Regions from separate parts of the Homo sapiens genome. Here region 1 is linked to region 2. Evidence: chromatin loops called from intact Hi-C (ENCODE). Cell type or tissue: Calu3. All regions are shown on one strand. Links, peaks and the distances in the headings refer to the core of each region. The heading gives the core; the rest is flanking DNA.

Region 1 (4,964 bases), core at 1,009-3,508, 160 kb after region 2:
TCCTCCTTTACAAAAAAACAGCAAACTGTACTTACACCCAAACAATGTTGAGAGAGTTAAACGAGATATTGTATGTGAAAATATCTGCAACTGGCCGGGCGCGGTGGCTCACTCCTGTAATCCCAGCACTTTGGGAGGCCAAGGCAGGGCGGATTACAAGGTCAGGAGATCGAGACCATCCTGGCTAACACGGTGAAACTCCATCTCTACTAAAAATACAAAAAATTAGCCAGACCTGGTGGCACGCACCTGTAGTCCCAGCTACTCAGGAGGCTGAGGCCAGAGAATTGCTGGAACCCAGGAGGTGGAGGCTGCAGTGAGCCGAGACGGCACCACTGTACTCCAGCCTGGGTGACAGAGTGAGACTCCATCTCAAAAAAAAAAAAAAAAAAAAAAGGAAAGAAAAGAAAAGAAGATATCTGCAATTGTAGCTGATCCCCCTCACACACACGTACGTATGTATGTATATACTAGCTCAACAAAGATTTGCTCCCATGCCTTCTCCCCCAACACTTTTCCAAAAGAGTAACATAATTCTCATGGCTAAACTTAATGATGATGGTGGGAGAGTGTTGAAGGCAATGGTACCTTTATAGAAGATCAGGAAGTCCTTGCTTCTATTCTTTACAGTGCACTGGAATGCCACCAACATGTCTTAATGCTATTTACTGGTAACGTAATAAACTAGAAAAAGCCTGTCACCAGGTAGTGTCCATATTTGAAGCTTTATCCATAGCAAGCCCTGCTGTAACAGCTCACATTTTGGGAAGCCGACTTTAGCTTAGGGGTTCCAAATCTGCTCCAGCTTTCACTATAAAGTGGCCCAGCCCTGCACAGAGCAACCACGCAGAAAAGACCTGATCCCCATGTATATTTCCGCTTGTGAGCACCATCTCCCCAAAGGCCACTTTGAGGTGAAATGGCTATGTTACATACTCAGCATCAACTTGGTCCTAAAATCAGGAGGCATTCTCCCTTCTCCACCCCAATTTCCAACATCCCCTCCTTTGTAGAGAGAGTGCTCTGGAAGCTGTTAAGCCCCATAGCCCTAGGGCCTAGACCACTGTTCTGAAAGGGAAGACTTTTCCATCACTATGACAGACACCCAGGCTAGAGTCCTCTGCCTGGATTCAAAGCTGTAGCCCCAACCTGCCTTTCTAGTGTACCTCCCTCTACTCACTAAAAATACTATTTCTCCAACCAAACTAACCTGTTTGCCCTTCCCTGAACAGGTATTGTGTTTTTCCACCAGTTCAACTTTGCTCACACACCCAGCTCAAAACCACCTTCCCACAGCTTCCTTCAGTTCCTCCCACAGCCAGACATGTGGTCTCCCTCCTGAGCGCTGGCTTAGCCCTGCTGGACACTCTCTTCTTGCACTTATCATCTGCTGCCTTATATTGAGGGCCTTCATGTGCCTTTCCTGCCCCCACCCCCTGTCCTTCTAGGCTGCAAACTACTTGGTGACACAGACTGGTGCACTGTTTCCATATCCCTCACGCTATCCAGCTCAGTACTCAGCAAACATTAGCTAACTGCAAGAATGCATCCTCAGGTTGCTAAATCAAACCAGGGCTTCATAGCAGCTCTACTGACATTTGGGCTGAACAGTTCCTTGCGGTGGGGGCTGTTCTGTGTATTGTGAGATGTTCAGCAGCATCCGCGTGGCCTCTCTCCCCTACATGCCAATAGCAGCCTCCCCTCTCCCTCATCCAAACCCCTGTTATGGCAGCCAAAAATATCTCTAGACATCGCCAAATGACCCCGGAGGGGGAACCACCCTTGGTCAACAACCACTGCTCTACACCAATACTTCTCTGCATGGCCACACTTTTAGACTCACCTAGACCTTTACACTCAGCTTGGAAGTCAGGGGGACCTAGATCCTGGCTCTGCCACACACTTTGCAACCCTAGACAAGTCGCCTCACTTTTTTGAGTTTCAGTTTTATCATCTTAAAATGAAGAAAATACCACTTGTCACACACACTTGTGAAGATTAAATGATCCGCAGCGTGTCCTAGAAAGGGTTTAATAAATGGACTGAGTAGTTTCTAAGTCGCTCCTAAAGCACGAGGGTGAGGAACTGGGGAAAGCTCCCTGCGCCACCAGGGGGCGCCATCACAAACCACGTCGAGTGGGTGGCGGCCGGGCTCAAATCTTGTTTCCCAGCCAAGCAAAGTTTTGCAGTGCAGGCCTGAGTCTGAGCTACTTAGTGGCTAAAGGAAATAATAGCTCCTCCATCCCCAAAATAAATCTCAGAATAAAGTCTAATCTTATTTTATCTCTTAATCACATACATGCTCAATATGCTTTTCACAGGGTTAAGGGAAATAGAAATAAGTGAGAATATATGAGGTCATTAGGAAATAAATTACTTAAAATAACAGATTATTCATTAATTATAATATTATTTAATTATAAAATTACTTATAATATCAGACACATTAAGAACTCCTATATCACAAGCATTGTTCTAATCACTTCACACTTACTATCTCATTTGTCCTCACAAATCTAATGCATTTCTTACTTTTTCTTACTTTTCATTTTTCAGACTTTGAAAAATATTGTAAAAATAGAGTTCCAGTACAGCCTTCATCCAATTGTTTTCAAACAATATCTTATGTAACCATAATACAATTATCAAAACCAGGAGATTAGCACTGATACCATAATATTAACTAATCTACAAATGTTCAAATCTTGCTAATCATCCCACTCATGTCCTTTTTCTGCTCCAGACTCCAATCTGGGATCCCACTGAATAAAATGTCAGATCTCCTAGGTCTCCTCCAACCTGGGATAGTTTCTCAGTCTTTCCCTCTCTTTCAGGACCTTGACACTTTTGAAGAGTTCTAGCCAGTTGTTTTGTAGAATGCCCCCTGAATATGGGTTTGTCTGATATTTCCGGCTACACATTTTGGGCAAGAATACTTCAGAAGTGATGTATCCTTCTCTGGACATCCCAGCAAGAGCCCCAGGATGTCGATATCTCTCATTACTGATGAGGTTCACTTTAAGCACTTGGTTCAGGTGGTGTCTGCCAGGTTTCTCTACTGTAAAGTTACTATTCATCTTATTGTAATTAATAAGTATCTTGTGGAGAGACACTTTGGAAATATGTAAATAGCCTGTTTCTTCTCATCATACTTTTTTTTTTCTTGTTATTCACCAGTTATGGCATCATCATACTTTTAATATTAACTTTTAGAATCTATGGATGATTGTTTCCTATAAAGAATTATTACTGTGGTGTTGGCCAAATAGTGATTTTCTACTTCCATTGTTCCTTCTACATTTATTTAATCGGAATTCTGCCATAAGAAAGAGTTATTCCTTTTTCTTTTTCTTTTTTTTTTTTTTTTTTTTTGAGATAGAGTCTTGCTCTGTTGCCTAGGCTGGAGTGCAGTGGTGTGATCTTGGCTCACTGCCGCCTCCACCTTCTGGGCTCAAGCGATCCTCCCACCTCAGCCTCCTGAGTAGCTGGGACTACAGGCAGACACCACCACACCCAGCTAATTTTTGTATTTTTAGTAGAGACGGGGTTTTGTCATGTTAGCCAGGCTGGTCTCTAATTCCTGGCCTCAAGTGATCCCCCCACTTTGGCCTCCCAAAGTGCTGGGATTACAGGCGTGAGCCACCATGCCTAGCCTCTTCCTTATTTATTTATTTGTTCAGTTATTTATTTATATCAGCATGGACTCATGAGTATTTATGGGTTGGAATCCACTACTATCATTATTTATTATGTTGCTCATATTGTCCCAAAATTGGCCATTGGGAGCTCCTTCTAGTTGGCTTCTGTGACCTTTAGACACATCTCCACCATTTTTTGAGCAGCTCCTTACTTTCTGACACCACAAGAAGCTTTGGGCTCCTCTTGTGTTTTTCTGCCCCAGCCCTGGATCAGCTATTTTTCCTGGAAGCCCTAGTTCCTTTCATGGGAGAATGATATTTACAGACTATGGGCACTGACTGATAGGTCCATTGCTAGTAGGTGCTGGTGCTTCTAGGCCCTCTAGTGGTCAGAGCTGGGAAATAACACACACGCACACTCATGTACAGTAGTCCCCACTTAATCGCAGTTTCAGTTACCCGCCAACAGTGGTCCAAAAATATTGTTATCTTGAGAAAGAGACAAAGAGAGAGAGAGACCACATTCACGTCATTTTCATTACAGTATATATGTGTGTGTGTGTGTGTGTGTGTGTGTATTTTATATATATATATATATATATATATTTTTTTTTTTTTTTTTTTTTTTTTTTTGAGACAGAGTCTCTTGTCGCCCAGGCTGGAGTGCAGTGGTGCAATCTCGGCTCACTGCAAGCTCTGCCTCCTGGGTTCACACCATTCTCCTGCCTCAGCCTCCCGAGTAGCTGGGACTAAAGGCGTGCGCCACCACACCTGGCTAATTTTTTGTATTTTTAGTAGAGATGGGGTTTCACCGTGTTAGCCAGGATGGTCTCAATCTCCTGACCTCGTGATCCGCCTGCCTCGGCCTCCCAAAGTGCTGGGATTACAGGTGTGAGCCCCCACCTGGCCTATTACAGTATATTTTTAAAATTGTTCTATCTTATTGTTAATCTCTTACTGTGCCTAATTCATAAATTAGACTTTATCGTAAGTGTATATGTGTAGAAAAAATATATATATAGGGTTTGGTACTATCTGAGACTTGAAGTATCTTGGGGGTCTTGGAATGCATCCCCTGTGGATAAGGGAGGAATATTATTAACCACATCTTACAAATTAGGAAAATGAGGCACAGAAAAGTTACACAACTTTGTCCAAAATCACAAAGCAAATATGTAGTGGATCTGGGAAGTGAAAATAATGACAGATGCACCACAAATCCTAACAAGTGGAAGTAACTTCTTTACACATCCACATCAGCAGAAAGCCACAAGCCCAATATTCCAGCATAGACACTCACTTTGGAAAATAACCAGAATTCCACAG
Region 2 (5,602 bases), core at 1,402-3,901:
ATCCAATGCAATTCCCATCAAAATACCACCATTATTCTTCACAGAACTAGAAAAAAAAATTCTAAAATTCACATAGAACCAAAAAGAGCCCACACAGCCAAAGCAAGACTAAGCAAAAAGAACAAATCTGGAGGCATCACATTACCTGATTCCAAACTATACTATAAAGCCATAGTCACCAAAACAGCATGGTACTAGTATAAAAATAGGCAGATGAAACAATAGAACAGAACAGAGAACCCAGAAACAAACCCAAATACTTACAGTCAACTGATCTTTGACAAAGCAAACAAAAACATAGTGTGGAAAAATGACACCCTATTCAACAAATGGTGCTGGAATAATTGACAAGCCACATGTAGAAGAATGAAAGTGGATCCTCATCTCTCACCTTATACAAAAATCAACTCAAGATTGATAAGGACTTAAATCTAAGACCTGAAACTATAAAAATTATAGAAGATAACATCAGAAAAACCCTTCTAGACATTGGCTTAGGAAAGAGTTCATGACAACCCAAAAGCAAATGCAATAAAAACAAAGATAAATAGCTGGGACTTAATTAAACTAAAGAGCATTTGCACGACAAAAGGAACAGTCAGCAGAGTAAACAGACACCCCACAGAGTGGGAGAAAATCTTCACAATCTATACATCTGACAAAGGACTAATATCTAGAATCTATAATGAACTCAATCAAATTAGCAAGGAAAAAACAAACAAACAATCCCATCAAAAAGTGGGCAAAGGACATGCATAGACAATTCTTGAAGAAAGATATATAAATGGCCAATAAACATATAAAAATACTCAACATCACTAATAATCAGGGAATGCAAATCAAAACCACAATGCAATACCACCTTTCTCCTGCAACGATGGCCATAATAAAAAATAATAGATGTTGGTATGAATGTTGTGAAAAGGGAACACTTCTACACTGCTGGTGGGAATGTAAACTAGTGCAACCATTATGGAAACCAGTGTGGAGATTCCTTAAAGAACTAAAAGTAGAACTACCATTTGATCCAGCAATCCCACTTTTGGTATCTACCCAGAAGAAAAGAAGTCATTATACAAAAAGATACTTGCACATGCATGTTTATAGCAGCACAATTTGCAATTGCAAAAATGTGGAACCAACAAAAATGTCCATCAATCAATGAGTGGATAAAGAAACTTGGTATGTATATATATGTGTGTGTGTGTGTGTGTGTGTGTGTGTGTGTGTGTGTGTGTATGATGGAATACTACTCAGCCATAAAAAGGAATGAATTAATGGCATCCTCAGCAACCTGGATGGGATTGAAGACTATTATTCTAAGTGAAGTGACTCAGGAATGGAAAACCAAACATCGTATGTTCTCATTCATAAGTGGGAGCTAAGTGATGAGGATGTAAAGGCATAAGAATTACAAAATGGATTTTGGGGACTCAGGTAAAAAGGGTGGGAAGGGAGTGAGGGAAAAAATACTACAAATTGGGTTCAGTGTATACTGCTTGGGTGATGGGTGCACCAAAATCTCAAAAATCACCACTAAAGAACTTACTCATGTAACCAAATACCAATCGGTTCCCCAAAAAACCTATGTAAATAAAATATATATTTTTTAAAAAAAGAAAAAGAGGGGTAGATCTTGATGACTTCGAATGTGGTAATGGATTGTTAGATATGACACAAAAGCATGAGCAACAACAAGGAAAAAGAGATAAATTAAGCCTTATGAAGATGCAAGCCTTTTGTGCATCAAAGGACATTATGAAGAAAGTGAAAAGACCAGGCACAGAATGGGAGAAAAAATTTGCAAATTACATATAGAAGAGCTTCCTGTCCAGAATATATAAAGAACTGCTACAACTCAATAACAAAAAGACAAACCACCCCGTTTATAAATGGGCAAAAACTCAAATAGACATTTCTTCAAAGAAGATATACAGGCCGGGTGCAGTGGCTCATGCCTGTAATCCCAGCACTTTGGGAGGCTGAGGCAGGTAGATCACAAGTTCAGGAGTTTGAGACCAGCCTGGCCAGCATGGTGAAACCCCACCTCTACTAAAAATACAAAAATTAGCCCGGCATGGTGGTGCACGCTTGTAGTCCCAGCTACTTGGGAGGCTGAGGCAGGAGAATCGCTTGAACTCAGGAAGTGGAGGTGATATATGAATGTACATATATACACTCTACCACAATTTTTTGAAAAGTCTTTGGTGAAGAAAACCTACTACGTAAAACATACCCACCCTAATCAGATAGCCCTCATACACTTACATGCAGTCCCTACATGACCTTATCCACAGAGAGATTCAAGGATTCAGAGACATGAAACTGCCCAGCCAACTGCAGATGCACAACATAAATGTATTTGCAAAGAGACTGAGAGTTAAGCTGGAGACACAGACCTCAGCACTGCCAGGACTCTCACCCTCCCCCATGGATTCTGACTTTATCTTACTTGGCGCATTATTCAGATCTTGTTGTGGAGTTGGGGCAGGGTAGGTCATAAAGCCTGACCCCAGGACACTCTGTGTGAGCACATGAGCCACACACACCCCATTAGATCTCCACACACAGCTGTGACCATTGTGAGGAGGACTAACACAGGCTCAGAGATCACACCAGAGAATCAGCCACAGAGAAAAACACGGATGTGGAATGTGATGGAGCTCGACATAACATGTGGGTGACCTCGTGTGAAATGTGCAGATCCATGTGGAATAAAACACGCAGCCGGACCTGGGACTGCGGCCACCCACACTTCCCTTCCAGTCCACCAGAGGGCGACAGAGTCCCTCCAGCCTGGAGCCTTCCCAGGGGCTGCTGACCTCCCTCAGCGGAACCCACAGCCCAGCAGGGTCCACCCTCACCAGGGCACCTCGGCCCACGTCCTCCTTACCCTCCAAGCTCCCCATACGGACTCTGTCAGCTCCTCCCTGCAGCCAGGCAGCCGGCAACATGAGGCCGCCCCCTCTGCAGGCAGCTCCTGCCCCACACACCCAATCCTTCCCTGGGCCTAGTTAAGGCATCTCCCAGGGCAGCGCTGGTGCACGGGATGCCACACTGGGCGCTTTCCCCTCGTGACCTCCCTCCATCCTCATCAACTCTTTCTGTGACTGCTCCCTAAATACCCGCCCCTGCTCCGTGTGTCCTGTTCTCTACGGCATGGCAGGCTGAGCCCAGCGCTGACAGAACCACAGCTGCCTGAGGGCCCACAGTGCCTCTGGGGAATCAGCCAGGCACCCTATGACCTTCCCTCTGCACCCCAGGAGGCTCGGAGAGTATGTGATGGTCACGCCCAGGCACTGTCTGGGATGTAGCCACCTGCCCCCTGCTGTCCTTCGTGAAGCCAGGAGGGAGGACAGCGCTCTCTCATGTACACAAGCTGGGGGGCAAGGAATGAGCTCCCTTTGTTCCCAGAACATGGCCCACCCCTACCTGCCCTCTCAGGTGTGAGCAACGTCCCCCCAGACGGGCTCCCCGGCCGCTGCCCATCCTTTCTCTACACAGAGGGGCCTGACCAGGTCCAAACCCTTAGGACAGACCCCAGGGGATATCAGCATGGGGAGGGCTGAGCCCATCCTGGCTGCAGAGTAAGTTGGGATGAGTCTCTCCAGCTCTGAGCCCCTGCTCTGTCCCAGGCTCCCTCTCCTGGATCTCAGAGAGCACTGTCTTGTGGGGCCCCTGGGCAACTCCCCACTTCCTGCTGCACCAACCATAGGGAAGGTGGGGTGACCACAGGACAGTCAGCCGGGCGAAAACAGAGGACACCCAAGATGGTCAGAGAGAACATGGAAGGCCCGAGCCCCAGCTCAGCTGCCAGAACCCAAAGAGCAAGAGAATGGCTGATACCTGTCCCTGATGACCACTAGGCCCACAGCCCCCACTGACCAACCAGAACAGCCCTCTCTCTCAGGAGGCATAAGAGATTATTTGCCCTGCACACCACCAGTAAGGACAGTCCCCTCTGGGATATCCAGGGCATTGAATGTCCATCCTTGGAAGCTGCAACCAAGCTTGACACAATGAGAGAGGGGGAGGATCCCTCTCACCAGTGAGCACACACCTCCCCAAAGCTCAGTGGTGGTGTCCCTGTGACAGGGTCCTTGCGGAGCGCTGACCTCCTGATCTGAAGGGAAGAGCCAGATGGGGATGGGAGAGGGCAGGGGGAGCGACTGTGCACCCCGACCTGGAGACATAGGCTGCAGGATGCTGAGGGCACAGGGCTGTGCTCACCCAGTCTCCAGGGTGTATGTGTGACTGTGTGTGTCTCTTTGTGTATGTGTGTGTCTCTGTGTGTGTGTGTCTGCATAGTGTGTGCAGAGGTTGGGTGAGAGAATCACTGCTGAAGGAGTCAGAGACCTCAGCAATTCCCAGGGGCCTGAAACACAGACAGAAAATAAAGGGAAAGGAGGGACAGGGAGGCAGGACTGAGAGGGGAGGGGACAGAGAGGTGTCCTGGGCACAGACCCCGCCCATGAGCCTGAGAAGTGCTCCTGCCCCGGGAAGAGGCTCAGCACAAAAGGAGGAAGGACAGCACAGCTGACAGCCGTGCTCAGAAAGTTTCTGGATCCCAGGCTCATCTCCACAGAGGAGAACACGCAGGCAGCAGAGACCATGGGGCCCATCTCAGCCCCTTCCTGCAGATGGCGCATCCCCTGGCAGGGGCTCCTGCTCACAGGTGAGGAGAGGACTTCCTGGGAAAGGACAGGAGGAGGAAACACAGTGACTGGCTGGGGTCTCCTGGGGAGGACGGGGCTCTGAGAGGGGACAGAGGACTTCTGTTGGAGCCTTAATAGAGGAGAGGACACAAGAGAGGGGAAGGGGTCACAACAGGAAAATCACATTGAACTGGAATTGGTAAGAGGCAGGAACATCTCAAGTGTTCCATATTCCTGGTTAATCATCACTGGCCACTACATTTTGAAAAATGATAATAATAACCATACCAGATGACACTTCAAATAAAGCATAACCAGGGTATGAAACATTGTCCTCAGCCAACAATGTCAGACATTGGCAAATAAGCCTCAGGAAGCAGAGGGCCCAGGGAATGCTCAGGAACTCATCCACAGGAGTCTGAAGCCTGTCCCAGGCACTGGGGTGCAGCCAACACCACACAAGTCCCTGCCCTCACAGAGCTCACACTCTCCTGGGGAGGAAGACAGACAAAGAGATCTAGAATGTGAGGTCAGGCGCTGACAGGAGCCCTGGAAGGAACACAGCAGGGAAAGGTCAGAAAGGGAAGACCCAGTGTCTCTAGAGGAGGTGTCAGAGAAAGGGTCTCCCAAGGATGCCCTGATGTGAGCAGGATCTGAGGGCAGTGTGGAGGGAGCCGTGCAGAACCCTGAAGAAGAGGATTCCACCAGGGAAATGCCAAGGTCAGAGGTGTTGAAGAAATGGGGGCTGTGCTGCTGACATTGACTCAGTAGGACACACACACATACACACACATAAAAACACACAAACTCCAAAGCTGATGTCCCCATTTTTCTACTCCAATACATATGTTGCAATATTGCTTGATGCTCTCTCCCCCTCCTAGCCTCACTTTTCACCTTCTGGAACCCGCCCACCACTGCTCAGCTCACTATTGAAGCTGTGCCAT

What was found. A loop is a pair of places that touch in the nucleus more often than their neighbours do. Peaks named below come from ENCODE experiments on the same cell type or tissue, not always from the same donor. Only the 100,000 strongest peaks of a DNase experiment are listed, where the experiment ranks them.
Region 1: a loop joins it to region 2, with 6 times the contacts of the local background. A loop is called at or near these places in 4 of 110 quality-filtered maps.

Annotation. Positions count from the first base shown.
Region 1 is chr19:42,437,662-42,442,625 of GRCh38, reverse strand. All of the region lies in intron 1 of CXCL17 (C-X-C motif chemokine ligand 17), which reads left to right. All of the region lies in intron 1 of LIPE-AS1 (LIPE antisense RNA 1), which reads right to left. Among named protein-coding and RNA genes, the nearest start is that of CXCL17, 2.8 kb to the left of the region's middle. RefSeq lists silencers at 2,162-2,251, 3,930-4,109. In Calu3, for the core only: CTCF peaks have their summits at 1,887 and 2,088 (motif pointing right); DNase peaks (open chromatin) are centred at 1,325 and 2,125.
Region 2 is chr19:42,593,838-42,599,439 of GRCh38, reverse strand. All of the region lies in intron 2 of LIPE-AS1 (LIPE antisense RNA 1), which reads right to left. CEACAM8 (CEA cell adhesion molecule 8) reads left to right here and starts at 4,516. Exons shown (of 6, transcript NM_001816.4): 1 at 4,516-4,675; 2 at 5,540-5,602. The coding sequence starts at 4,612. RefSeq lists an enhancer at 2,683-3,183. In Calu3, for the core only: a CTCF peak has its summit at 2,772 (motif pointing right); a DNase peak (open chromatin) is centred at 2,779.